Regions from separate parts of the Homo sapiens genome. Here regions 1 and 2 are each linked to region 3. The links are chromatin contacts, found by Hi-C or POLR2A ChIA-PET in ENCODE. All regions are on one chromosome and are shown on one strand. The core of a region is the stretch at or near the end of the contact, and the rest is flanking DNA. Distances in the headings are between cores, read along the strand shown. Region 1 overlaps BICD1 (BICD cargo adaptor 1). Region 2 holds the start of PKP2 (plakophilin 2). Region 3 overlaps FGD4 (FYVE, RhoGEF and PH domain containing 4).

Region 1 (2,700 bases), core at 155-2,654, 340 kb after region 3:
CCTTAGAGATCATTCTAGATATACCCCTTCCTAAGGACAACTCCCCATAGAGTATTCTCAGCAAGTGGCTCACTAGCTTCTCCCTTTTGGTGACAGGGAATTCATTACTTCCTAAGAAGACTGCCTCATTCCATTACTAGACAACTACACTTGTCAGAAAGTGATTTATTTTGATCCAAAATCTGGCTCCCAGTGACTCACAGGGCCTTGTTCTGCTCTCTGAAGCCAAGTACAGACGCATCAATGAAAACAAACGTAACATATCAGTTCTATAACATAATAGGTGAGATCAGAAAATATGAATCCAGAAGAAAAGTGAGTTTGGACCAAGTGTTCAAAGAAAAAGGGAACTATGAAATGGTTAAAAAAAAAATGTAGAAGGCCAGGCACAGTAGTTCACACCTACAATCCCAACACTTTGGGAGGCTGAGGTGGGAGAATCACTTGAGCCCAGAAGTTCAAGACCAGCCTGAGCAACATAACAAAACCTCATCTCTGCAAATAATAATTTCTAAAAATTAGTTGGGCCACCTGAGCCTCCAGTAAAAACAAAATCAGGTTAAAAAAAAAAAAAATAGCCAGCATAGTGGTGTGCACCTGTGGTCCCAGCTACTCTGGAGGCTGAGGTGGGAGGATTACTTGAACCTGTGAGGTCAAGGCTGCAGTGGGCTGTAATCGCACCACTGTACTTCAGTCAGAGCGACAGAGTGAGACTCCATCTCAAAATTACATATATATATATATATATAGAGAGAGAGAGAGAGAGAAAGAGAGAGAGAGAGAGAGAGAGAGAGAGACAGACAGACAGACAGACAGACAGAGACAGAGACATAGTACAAGTGCTAAAATAAGGTGGACTATCTTGGCTAGAACTGAGTGACCAGAGTGGAAAAACAAAGGAGAAAAAATACATAAAAGAGTTGATGGAAGATCCCTGAAGTCTAGGTGAAAATTACTGCAACTAGGCAAAACTATTCTGTACTTTGGAAAAATATTGAATGAATTTGAAATGTAAAGGACAGGCAGTAAATAAGCAGAACATGCAGCTCTAAAACACAGCCATCTCAGAGATTTAGAGCTGGTAAAAAAAAATCATAGACATTATGTATTGCAACACCTTAATTTTATAGACTTAATTAAATCCCAAGAGGAAAAGGTATCAATTTCCACTTTCATATTCCCCTCCATTGTAATAACACCTTCACTGAACATTTTCCTCTTTTGTACCCTTTTCTCCCCACCTCCTGCACAGCATGCTGAATCTGAGATGTTGTATAAGATCCTAACTATTTCAAAACTCAGCTTTCAGAGGGCAAAGAAGGGATAACGTAATAAAGCCCAACTGCCTGAATCATCCTGGCTTGCCACCAAGACCCAGAATGGACAGGATGTGGTCACACTGCAGGACTGGCTCTTGCCGGCCATGGAAACTAGCCAGGTATTATGCTGATACACGTATCTCCATCAGCAGCTAACAAGACAAGGAATCAAAATCACTGCTAATTTACCCACAAAACTGTCCATCTTTTCCCCTGGTATCATTCCCCTGGGTCTGCTATTGGGCATCCAAATTCCATCAGTTTCTTTTATGCAAACCTACACCTTTTCCTCTTTCACTTACCATCCATGCTACCCTCAGGGTACCATTTTCACCACCTTCCCACATCCCCAGGGTCACCCAAACTCTGAGCTTCTCGGGTTTTCTTCCCTAATCGGTCTCATTTTCTTCACACTTCACCAGTGCTTTAAAAATGCAGCTTTGTCTCGTAAATACCTGCCTTTTGAAAGGACATACTACTAAATTTAAAACACCAGGCTGCAAGATCCTGTTTTTATAAAAACAAAGGAAGAAAAACAGCAAAAAAAAAAAAACCAAAAACACCACACACACAAAAACCCTGCCTATATGTTTAAAGACATTTAAAACAAGTACAGAAGAATACTCAGCAAAGTGTTAACAACAGAGACAGAACTGTGGGAGAAGAAGGGAAAACTATTAATTTATATATGCTTTTCTCTAGCTTGGAGTACTGCAATAAAAACTGTCATAATTACACAATTTTAATTCTTAAAAAGCAAACTCTTGAAATGAAAAATAGAAAAGGCTGGGTGCAATGGCTCATGCCTGTAATCCCAGCACTTTGGGAGGCTGAGGAGGGAGAATCGCTTGAGGCCAGGAGTTCAAGACCAGCCTGGTCAACATATTGAAACTCCCCCGCCGCCCACACCCCCCACCAAAAGAAAAGAGGAAAAAAACCCACTTAAATTAAAAATGCTAATGCATCTTCAATAAAGATTAAATAAGATTGATAAAGATTAGTCAGTGAGCAGTGAGGACTGTTGCTCCCAGCCCCCATAACCCTAAATGGTGAGTAAGGGCTAATTTTCCACTTAGGCTGCCTTCTTAGACCTTACTGTCCCCAGTCAGCTTTTTTGCCCATCGTTTATTTGTTTTCATTTTTCCTAATTTAGAAAGCAATCAAACTAACTGGTGAAAACATTATTAAATTGTTTATATCCCATATTCTAGAAATTAGGCTTCTATAAAATAACAACCAATTGCACAAATTAATTTTTTTTATTAAATTGAAAGTTAGCCTGTAATCCTAGCACTTTGGGAGGCCAAAACAGGCGGACTGTCCTTAGCTCAAGAGTTCTAGACCAACCTGGCTTACATGGCAAAACCCTGTGTCTACAAAA
Region 2 (2,700 bases), core at 10-2,509, 440 kb before region 3:
AACAAAGACGAGGGAAGCTGCGTTCTCCAAACACTTCAGACTTGAGTAAGTGGGGTTTTGCAGCAATTGAGTGATTTGAGGGAAAGTGAACATACAAACCCAAGCAATCAAAGGGAATATTATCTTAATACCAGGGATACATGTTTTTCTTTCTGCCTCTTAAGTCCAAAGAGGCAAATCAGGACAAGTGGCTTTGGTTGTAAACTTTAAGGTCAAGGATCCTTTCTGTTGAGCTTAGCTCTCAAGTTCTCAGTAGTCAACTGCGGTGAAACATAATTAATAGCACGATAAATACAAGTTGTGGAAGATTCGATTGAAAGTTGGAGGCCCTCTCCGTGGATCTCTCTACAAAGAGCCTGTAATAAAGAGGACTTAATCAACGTTAGCAGGGCTATTTAAAAAGCATCGTCTATTAAAATTCATTTCTTCTCTAGAGCCTCTTGTTGGAGTTTCTCTGTGTGGGTGTGTTCGTAAGAGAGGAATGGGTTAGCAAGAGTACTGGGTACAATTTGTGTATCCAAGAGAAAACAGAAGCTCTCAATGAGGAAGAACATATGTTTCTGGGACTGCATCTGTGCAAAAAGTACATAGTCCTGACGTTGTACTAAGAAAAAAAACACTCTCTTTAGAAAGTCTTTTATTTCACACGTTATCTTCTTGGCACATTTCCCTCATATTGCCCTTTCCGCCTGACCAAATAGCCCTTTCTCACCCTCAGGTCCAGGAAAACCAGGAAACGTTTCCAACAGTGCGACAAAGCCTGACTAACCAGACATACTACTCGCTCGGGGATCCCGGAGGCAAGCCTCAGTCCAAGAACAGGAGTGACTCTCGAGGGCTCACCTGCCTGCAGGGCAGCCCCTCCCTGCATCGAGCGGAAATCCATCCTGTCCAGCGCGGGGCGTGGGCAGAGCGGGGCGCGGCCCCGGCAGGCGGTATCCGCTGGGACTCCGACAACGTGCGCGACCCCAGGCGAACCGCGCCCCTCTCCCCACCTCCCCGCGGGCGGGTACAAGTCTCCAGGTGTCCGCGCGCTCAGCGGGTCCGGCCCGCCCCCGCCCCCGCCCCCGGGCCCGACTGCGCGTGCCCGGCCGGAGCCGCGCCCCCTCCTCAGGGAAGGCCGGGCGTCCGGCCCACGAGGCCGAGCTCCCCCCCGGCCCGGGCCTCTCACCGGCGCGGGGGGCGGGCCAGGGGCGGGGCCGGACTCGAGCGGGGCGGGGCTCGCGCCAGCGCCCCCAGCTCCGTGGCGGCTTCGCCCGCGAGTCCAGAGGCAGGCGAGCAGCTCGGTCGCCCCCACCGGCCCCATGGCAGCCCCCGGCGCCCCAGCTGAGTACGGCTACATCCGGACCGTCCTGGGCCAGCAGATCCTGGGACAACTGGACAGCTCCAGCCTGGCGCTGCCCTCCGAGGCCAAGCTGAAGCTGGCGGGGAGCAGCGGCCGCGGCGGCCAGACAGTCAAGAGCCTGCGGATCCAGGAGCAGGTGCAGCAGACCCTCGCCCGGAAGGGCCGCAGCTCCGTGGGCAACGGTGAGTGGAGCCCGCCGCTCCCCGGCGCCGCCCCCTGCCCCACACCCGGTCACCTCCTCCTATCCCGCCCTCACCCCGCGTGCTGGGAGTGCGGGACCCCGTGTTCTGCCCACCTGTTGCTCGCCGTCTTCGGTATGACCGACTTGCTTGTGGAAAGCACTCTTTTCCATAACCTATTACTCAGCTTTGTCATATAGGTACCTATGTATATTAAATATTGTACATATCTATCAATGTTAACTAACTCACTTCAAGATTTCACCCCTTTCTTTTTCTACTCCGCCGGTCCGCGCCCCTCACTGGTGCGGACTTAATTTGAAGGTTCAGGGAGTCTATAAACACCTTGAGATGCTATGCAGAATTTTTGGTGTGTACGATCTTTTTCTGGGAGAAGGAGCCCTTCAATTTTATTAGATTTGTTAAATAATTAATGACCCCCATAAATATCTTGGGGAAAAAAACCGACAGCACTGGCGCTCCTACAACCTATAAATTGGGATTGTGCTGTCTTATGCAAGTACTTCGGGGCGCTCCACCCTGTGTGGGAGGCGAGTGGTGGATCTAGGGAGTGAAGAAAAGTAGTTAGGAGGCTTTGGTCCAGGGAACAAACACGCCGAGGAGGAGGTAGGGGACTTTGGCCCTGCCGGCAACAGCCGTGCCCGCCTAGCTGCGCTTCCTACCCCCACCAGTGCGGGCGTGATGCAAGTCTGATCCCTCCAAAAAATTAAACCCGAAGGTGAAAGGGGTGTAAGCACACACATGCACACTATGTTCATGATTGATAGACGGGGGAGGTGGAAGGGAAAGAAGATGGCAAGCCACTTGTGAAAATTAGAGATCATGATGTATCCTTTTCTCCCCTGCTGAAGTCAGGTGATGGGATCAACTCAGTGACCCTTGTTTTACTTCTTGTTGCTGTGTATGTGAGTTTGCATTATAAAAGCACTATGTTGGCTTATAGCAAAAAGAAGAGGAAAGAAATTGAGCAATTAAGTTGGAATATCTGTTTCCTGCAACGTTCAGTTGTTTCTGTATGAAGTAACTTGGGCATTGGCGAATGTAGGCTAACCCATTCTAGTTTCTATTAGGAAAACAGAAAAATTCTAACAGGCCAGACCAGAGATTTCAAACAGCAGAGTCTGGGAGGCTGTACTGTGTGTGTAAAAGAATCCT
Region 3 (2,700 bases), core at 45-2,544:
AAATGATCCAACCTTGAGGAGATAAAAGAAATGGCATAGATATTCTGCTATCACAGAAATGGAATATAATATTCCAAAATCTATACTATATGTTTAAATACAATTATCCTGGTATTTTAAAATAAACTATCTAAAAGGAATATACTACTATACTTCATGATACAGCCATATGTCTAAAAAGGCTCTAAATATAAATAAAAAATTTTATGTATAAGTATAATCTACTGAACAAAATGCATAAAGGTGTTTCAATAGAGCAAACATACTGACAATGAACACACATGCAATCAACTGTTGCTGCTAAATCCTCATTCACAATGTTATTGTCAAAGAAATTTGTAGAAAATACTGAGATGAATAAACTTCTTAATTCAAGGAAGTACAAGAACAATGCAATCTTCCTCGTTTCTTCTTGGCTGCCTGCTGCTTCATTGTGTTTGTATAATAAAAGATCTGGCAAGTTGCAAGTCTCAATGCATTCACATGGGCAATTCCATAGCAGAGTTACCTTGGGAATAAACATGCTCTCTGGCACAAAGAACCATTCTAAGTAGGTCAAAGCTCCCCCAAACTGTATTTAGATCACCAGATGTTTCAAAAAACACTTTAAAATTCTGTCACTTCACCCAGAAAGGAAGAAAAATTTAAAAATCACAGGATACACTGTCAGAACAAGAACACTGAGGATGAAAAAAGGCAACTTAAAAGAAAATGTTCTGAGACTCTAAATTGTACTGCGGTCAATTTAAGATACCAGCAAAATATTTGGTCAAAAGCATGCTTTATGATCCTATTGAATTTAATTTTTAAAAGTAAAACAAAACTACTACAATCAAAGACAAACAGGAATCAAAACTTACTTAAAACAATCATTTAGTATGAAGGAATCAGCAGCTGGGACCTATCACATTGACAGTATTTTAAAGCATTAGCGATTTTTAAAAAATAAAAGCTTAGAAAAGACTAGTGATTGGCCCTAACCTATGTGCCTATGAAATTAAGACCAACAACAACAACAAAAAGTTTTTAACCAGTAACTTGGTTTAAAAAATTCTCTTTGCTATAAAATCCTCAACTATAGGAAAATGTCTTAAGTGACAGAAGAAAGACCACTTCTCTTAAGGAAGAGAGGATGCTGCTCATTTCCACTCTGCTTTTTGGGCAACTGAGATTTTGCATTTCAAAGAACGAAAGGCTAATCCCTTAATGAAGGTACTAGAAAGAGTAAAAACCCTTGCATGCGGTACAAATGCTCATTCCTTCAAGTCACTCCCATATTACTCATCCAGTGTGAATGTTAGAGAAAAGAACATTGCTCTGCTCCTGGAACACAGAGAACTTGTCTCTCATGTCTCGTTATCAGTGTGCCTATTTCTCCTCAATGCTATCAGGAATTTAATAACTGGCTACCAGGTTAGGAAATAAACCTTTTTTTTTTTAATCATTTCACATTTTATCTTCAGTTGGGGCTTTTTATTAACAGCTAAACACTCACAGAAATCGAGTCCACAATCTTTCCCTGGTGGCAAGAGTCCACTTACAAAGAAAACCGTGGAATTATTCTTGATGAGAAGGAAATAAATAACACCACCTAAAATATTTTTAGATGCAAATCAGACTCCTAATATAAAGATAGTTTTGATCCATTCATTCAACAAATATTTAATGAACTCTATACATCAGTTGTTCAGTTAGGTACTGGGTGTGGATTAGTAAATACAACAGGTGTGAGCCTTCCCTCCTCAATCTAAAGAATGAGATAAATGAAAATCTAAAAAATAAAGTATGATAATAATTATAGAAAAAAGTTTTTGAAAGCCTGAAACAATGAGCCCAAGTTAGGCTTCTTCTAAGCAAGTTGGGCAAGTTAATTATCTGTCTGAACACCATTTTGCTTCTCTGTAGGATGAGCACACAAAATTTATCAGCCAAACTGGAGTTCTTATCCAGGACTAATGATAAATTAAGAGATCCTAGGCTGGGTGCAGTGGCTCACACCTGTAATCCCAGCACTTTGGGATGCCGAGGCAGGTGGATCACTTGAGGCCAGGAGTTCGACACCAGTCTGGCCAACATGGCAAAACCCCATCTCTACTAAAAATACAAAAATTAGTCAGGCATGATGGCGCATACCTGTGATCCCAGCTACTCGGGAGGCTGAGACACAAGAATTGCTTAAACCCAGGAGGTGGAGTCTGCAGTGAGCCAAGACTGTGCCACTCTGCTCCAGCCTGGGCAACAGAGTGAGGCTCTACATTTAAAAAAAAAAAAATATATATATATCTATATTATATATATATATATATATAATATATATATAAAATATATATATAATATAGATATATATACACACACACGTTTTATAAATCTTTATTACATAAAACTATTTGGATGTGTTAATAATTATCAAAGCTGGATGATGGGTAAATGGGGGTCATACTAGTCTTTACTTTGCATAAGTTTGAAATTTTCTATAATAGAAAGTTCAATAAAATTGTGTATCTAGTGCATTCTCATTTTTTGAGACAGAATCTCACTCTGTTGCCCAGGCTGGAGTGCAGTGGCACAATCACTGCTCATTGCACCCTCGACCTGCTAGGCTCAAGCCATCTCCCACCTCAGCCTGCTGAGTAACTGGGACTAGAGGCATGCACCACCATGCCCAGCTAATTTTTTCATTTCTTGAAGAGACAGAGTATC

Evidence for each region. A loop is a pair of places that touch in the nucleus more often than their neighbours do. ChIA-PET counts read pairs that join two places held with the same protein, here RNA polymerase II (POLR2A). Pooled maps may share reads with other maps.
Region 1: a map of MCF 10A shows a loop between it and region 3 (5-fold over the local background). The contact joins two enhancer-like sites. A Hi-C loop is called at or near these places in 1 of 168 maps with a recorded cell type or tissue (MCF 10A). POLR2A ChIA-PET finds 5 or more read pairs at or near these places in 1 of 52 experiments (CD8-positive, alpha-beta memory T cell).
Region 2: a loop to region 3 is called in a pooled map, with 2.3 times the contacts of the local background. The contact joins the promoter of PKP2 here to the enhancer-like site in region 3. A Hi-C loop is called at or near these places in 2 of 168 maps with a recorded cell type or tissue (Caco-2 and mammary epithelial cell), 3 of 37 single-sample maps with no recorded cell type and 3 of 50 pooled maps.

What each region holds. Positions count from the first base shown.
Region 1 is chr12:32,114,560-32,117,259 of GRCh38, reverse strand. The region is part of intron 1 of BICD1 (BICD cargo adaptor 1); the gene reads right to left. Among named protein-coding and RNA genes, the nearest start is that of BICD1-AS1, 8.4 kb to the right of the region's middle. Within about 2 kb of position 1,404, at least 14 of the 41 ENCODE cell types and tissues checked have a DNase peak (open chromatin) inside an H3K27ac peak, as active enhancers do.
Region 2 is chr12:32,895,336-32,898,035 of GRCh38, reverse strand. It overlaps PKP2 (plakophilin 2), which reads left to right and starts at 1,259. Exons shown (of 13, transcript NM_001005242.3): 1 at 1,259-1,527. The coding sequence starts at 1,305. RefSeq lists silencers at 851-950, 1,151-1,260.
Region 3 is chr12:32,452,810-32,455,509 of GRCh38, reverse strand. All of the region lies in intron 1 of FGD4 (FYVE, RhoGEF and PH domain containing 4), which reads right to left. Among named protein-coding and RNA genes, the nearest start is that of FGD4, 55 kb to the right of the region's middle. RefSeq lists an enhancer at 1,612-2,401. Within about 2 kb of position 1,294, at least 7 of the 41 ENCODE cell types and tissues checked have a DNase peak (open chromatin) inside an H3K27ac peak, as active enhancers do; they include mammary epithelial cell, where a contact is called at or near this core.